Linked DNA regions of Homo sapiens: region 2 is linked to region 1. Evidence: read pairs that join two places in POLR2A ChIA-PET (ENCODE). Cell type or tissue: PC-9. All regions are shown on one strand.

Region 1 (2,500 bases):
TGACTTGTGCCTTATTTTATCTGAATCTCACTCAGCCTCTCTCTTTTCTCTTTCGCTTAGTCTTTCTCTATCTCTGTCTCTCTCTCACACACATATACACCACTCTGTGCCCAGTGTTTTTTGTTTTGTTTTGTTTAATTTAGAAAAGGAGCCAAGTAGAGAAAAAGCAGCATAGATTAATCGAAGAAACAATGAACTAATGTTCAGCCCAGCTCCAGCCAGCTGTGGGGTCCTAAACCAAGTTATCTCAGTTTCCTCTTCCTCTGTGCTCTCCTTTGCAAAGTGGGAGACCATAACCAACGAGTTTATCTTATCGGTTGCTGTGGACCTGCAGTGAGTTAAATCTGCCTTTGAACACTGTATGAGAGGCTATACCACTCTCCGGATAGACCAGTTTACACGGGAGGCAGTTATTAGTCCTATGCTGATTTAGTACTCCATTATACCACACTCCAGGAATCTTAGGGTGGCTCTTCCATTAAAAAGCATTAATTCAGTGCCTAACTACCTATCATGGAGATGGTCAACTGTCCACATTTTAAAGGGAATTGGTTTCAACCTGTAGCTTTTATTCTGTTAAGAATTATCTATGAGAAAGAGATCAGTCTTGGTACCACCAAAACTGGGTAGAACGAATTCTTGATGTAGACTAAAGGGTGCTAATACCATTTCAGTATTCAGCAGGGACTGAGGTTTCAACAGCTTAGAACTGTGGTCTCAGAGGTCACGTGGTTCAACCTTATGTCCTGGGTATCTACCACCCTCTGACACAGAATCCTTGCTGGCTTCATTCAGCACCTTCCTGATTAAAAAAAAAAAAAAATTTCCACTACCTTGAGGCAGCTCTTTGGAATTTTGGACAGTTTCTGACAACTCATGTTAAGGAAAAACTTCCTGTGTTTGTCCATTGGTTGAATTTTCATCCATTGACTGTACTTGCCCACTGGGTACACAGAATAAGCCTGTTTGATGACTGCAGCTCCCTGGAGACTTCTGTTTTTCCAATGAAATGGCCCTAGATTGTACAGTTGTTTCCTGATTGCTGTGGTTACTCTCTTCTTTCCACATGCTGGTTTGTTCAGATTCCTTTAAAAGCGTGCTGCTAAGCAATGCCCCCTAGGCTCTCATGGAGGTCTGACCAATATGTCCACTTTCAACATACTTGACACTGTTCCTCTTCCTGCAGCCTAAGCTGGCATAAGCTTTTTTGACAGCATTAAATCCTTTCCTTTTAGTGATTGCCTTGGCACAGGCAGCATGCTGCTACCCTGCTGGAGTGAAAGCAAAAGATGCAGCGGAGTCTGGCAGGACCTGGACACCTTCATAGATTTATAAGCTGGGGCCTAGATGGAGGAGAAGACAAAGACAGAGATGTGAAGCTGCAAAGGTGGCTTGGGCAGGATGGTTGGGAAGGGAAGGGTTGGAACTTAGAGACAGTATCTTTGACATTGACTCTCTGACATTTCAATAAAAGAATGGGAAATCTGAGCCTTTCCCCATGGTCTTTGACTCCGAAGCCTTTTAAGCTCTTCAAAAGGCAAGTTAACTTGGAGCTGGAAAGTGAACAGCTTTACCTGCTAGTATTTTGTTGAAGTAACTTCTTCTATTCGTCTATCTAACTATCGATAGACAGACAGATAGGACAGATATAGATAGATAGATAGATAGATAGATAGATAGATAGATAGATAGATGATAGATAGATAGATAGATATAGTGTGTGTGTATATATATATATATTTAATGAGGAAGTTGGAAAATTAGATCCAATATTGTGTCCTATTCAATGGCAGCTGCTCACTGCACAAAGTAAGGAAAACTTTGAGGAAATAAAAGTTGCTTAGAAAAATCCAGATGTCAGGGCTGGGTGCAGTGGCTCACACCTGTAATCCCAGCACTTTGGGAGGCTGAGGCGGGTGGATCACGAGGTCAGGAGATCGAGACCATCCTGGCCAACATGGTGAAACCCCGTCACTACTAAAATACAAAAAATTAGCTGGGCGTGGTGGCACATGCCTGTAGTCCCAACAACCCAGGAGGCTGAGGCAGGAGAATAGCTTGAACCCGGGAGGCAGAGGTTGCAGTGAGCCGAGATCGTACCACTGCACTCCAGCCTGGCAACAGAGCAAGACTCGGTCTAAAAAAAAAAAAAAAGAAAAGAAAAATCCAGATGTCATTGCTTTGTATGTTGTGATGATGTGGTAGCCAGCTCCAAGAAGATGGCCTCCAGTGAGTCTTACTTTCTGGTATTCATATCCTTGAGGCTGATCTAAGTAACTGATCGGATATTATGGAGTATGCTATGGTCTGAATGTTTGTGTCCTTCTTAAATTAATACGTTGAAATCTTCACCTTCAAAGTGATCATATTAAGAGATGAGGCTTTTGGGAGGTGATTAGGTCTTGAAAGTGGAGCTCTTCTAAATGGGATTAGAGCCTTTATAAAAGATGCCAGATAGAGCTTGTTAGTCCCTTGCACCATGGGAAGATGTAGCAAGAAG
Region 2 (2,500 bases), 130 kb before region 1:
CACCACACCTCACTAATTTTTTTGTGTATTTTTAGTAGAGATGGGGTTTCACCGTGTTGGCCAGGAAAGTTTTGTTCTCCTGACCTCGTGATCTGCTTGCCTTGGGCTCCCAAAGTGCTGGGATTACAGGCATGAGCTACCGCGCCTGGCCGCAGAGGTCCTGCTGAGTCAGGGTATCTGGCTTCAGGATGTGGCTTGAGCAGGTGACTCTGGGTGAACTGGGATTGTGCTGCTTCTCTGTTTAAGATTCTTTTATACCACAGTGGGAGAGTCTTAGATAATTTTTCAAGTCCCTTCAAAGGAGAAGATGCCAGGATTTGGAGAGCTTGTGTGTTTCATCTCTGTGAACACCCTGTCATGGAGGGTCTGCACTAACTAGTGTGCTGGGTCCATGCTGAATAGAAGAGGGAAGTAGGCCTGGAGAGTCTCAGAGTAATGGCGGCTTCCTGGTGCTCCTGCTCCTACCTAACTCTTGGTGTCTCCTTTCAGGACTAGGTGGGGAGTCTCTGGGGACTGAGGCACTTCCAGCCCTCGAATAAGTATTCCCAGGAAATGTACCTTCACCCCCAAGTCCTAAGCAGATCCCAGCATGTCCAGGCAAAAGTAGGGAGTCGTATTGAGAACAAATGAACAAATGGATGAGGCTGTGACCTGAATTGATGCCACACACCTTGCAGCTTCTTCCCGCCTCCCTCAGCTCCCCGATATCTCAGACTCAGAGTTTAGGGGGAGCTTCTGATGCTCTGGATGGGGACTATTACTTGGGTGGGAGGGAAGGGAAGGTTTACTGATAACATAAACATGATCCTAGCAACTTGTAGATGTTAACTAAAACCTGTGCACAGAAGATCAGAGAATTTCTCTTTTGAAGGCTGAAGGGAAGAGAGAGCAAGTTTGTCTCCTCTGCTGCCAGAACAGAGCGGGGCACCCTGAGTTTATCCCATCTTTGTCCTGGTCTGTTCCTATTGACAAGAGAGGCTCCAGGTCTCACCCCCTATCCCCCAGGTAGGAGGGTAAGCCCACTGCACTGGGGTTTCTAATTTCGGGGGTAATCCCTTCCTTCCATGCCAGGCAGGAGGGTGGGGAGACCCCTCTATCCAAGTCTTTGATCTGGGTTGGAGCAAAAGAGAAGGACTTCTATAAAACTGTCAGGGAGATGGGAAGGGGGCTTGAAAGAGAGGTTGTAAATGGGCAGTTCACCTTTGATCACCCGCCCCAGATCCTTTTTATAGCCCAGGATTATGGGTTTAGAAGTGCGCTTCGTGTGTCCCCGAAGGAATCGTGTGACTTAAGAACATTGTTCTTAAAGTTCTTACATTGTTCTGAAAGTTCAGAGAGACTGCACACAAAGGACTTTCGTTTTCATTAAAAAAGGAGAAAGAAAAAAGAAAAAGAAAACATCAGCTCAAATCATGCAGCGATCCCTAAGTTAGTAATAAACTGGAAACCCAGTCTGTTTCTTTCCATGTAATAGGATACTTTCTGGCCTGGTAATTCCACTAAAATCTATTAAATGATGAAGGTACAAGATATATTTTTATTCCCCATTCCCCTGCCCTCCAGACAAAAGAAGGAATTTGCTGTCTATTATTGCTAGATTTTTATTTCCTGCTGTTAAAACGTCAGAGAAACAGAAGCTTAATTGTCTGAGTTTTGTCACTTGGGTATAAAGAGATGTTAGAGCTGACTGCTAATTTCCAATTTGTTTAATGTGTGTGGTCAAATACTTCGCAGACAAACTGATTCATCATGGCTGTATCTCTGTGTGTTTCCACACGTCTCTATCCCCTCCCACCTCCATCACCACTCAAAGAGAAGGAAAGTTTGCAATCTGTTGTTCATCTTAAACTCTGCTCAGTCTTTTGCTGGGAAATATAAACAGCTTCCCGCCAGTGTTGAGGGAAAGTTTGTGATTTAGGAGAAGCAAGCGTCTTTTCAATGTGGCTGGTTGTAGCCACCGCCCTTCTCCTTGCTCAGTGAGCCCTGCTCTCTCAAGCAGCATAGCTGTGAACAGCCCTGTCCCCAAGCCGCACTAGTTGCCACACCCTGGGAACGCCCCTTTTCCTGCCACAGCCCTGGCTTCCCCTGCGTGTGCATCAGCTGGAAGGCTAAGTCAGATCTCTGTGAAGCTGGAAAGCTTGCCTGGCATCTGTCACATTTCAGCTGCCACCCAGGCCCATTCCAAGCCCACTGGAGTCACGTGGAGCAATCTCTTCCTTGTCTAATAAGCACCTTTGTTCTATGATTCTTGGTACCTACCTCCTTCTCCAGCATCTTTGGCCCTCACTAAGGTGGAAGCAGAATCCACTACTCCCTTAGCCAACATTGAGCCATGGGGCCCAGAGAGTGGGTCGGCAGCAGGTCTAGCCCAATTACAGAATTACCCAGTCCATCATTGTCTCCGAGTGGGGACAACCAGCATCTGCTGGACAGTTAGGACATTCTTTCTTGCGGTGAGATGGCGACAGAACTAAATTCCTGCACAAGTCACCGACAGCCA

What was found. Peaks named below come from ENCODE experiments on the same cell type or tissue, not always from the same donor. Only the 100,000 strongest peaks of a DNase experiment are listed, where the experiment ranks them.
Region 2: POLR2A ChIA-PET joins it to region 1 with 8 read pairs; 8 of 35 experiments call an interaction of 5 or more read pairs at or near these places.

The regions. Positions count from the first base shown.
Region 1 is chr3:197,301,371-197,303,870 of GRCh38, reverse strand. It overlaps DLG1-AS1 (DLG1 antisense RNA 1), which reads right to left. Exons shown (of 3, transcript NR_038289.1): 3 at 120-1,343. Among named protein-coding and RNA genes, the nearest start is that of DLG1, 4.0 kb to the right of the region's middle. In PC-9, no CTCF peak of the experiment used is centred here; a DNase peak (open chromatin) is centred at 980; H3K27ac peaks cover 1,524 bases.
Region 2 is chr3:197,427,862-197,430,361 of GRCh38, reverse strand. All of the region lies in intron 3 of LOC105374308 (a long non-coding RNA gene), which reads left to right. Among named protein-coding and RNA genes, the nearest start is that of LINC02012, 81 kb to the left of the region's middle. In PC-9, no CTCF peak of the experiment used is centred here; no DNase peak of the experiment used is centred here.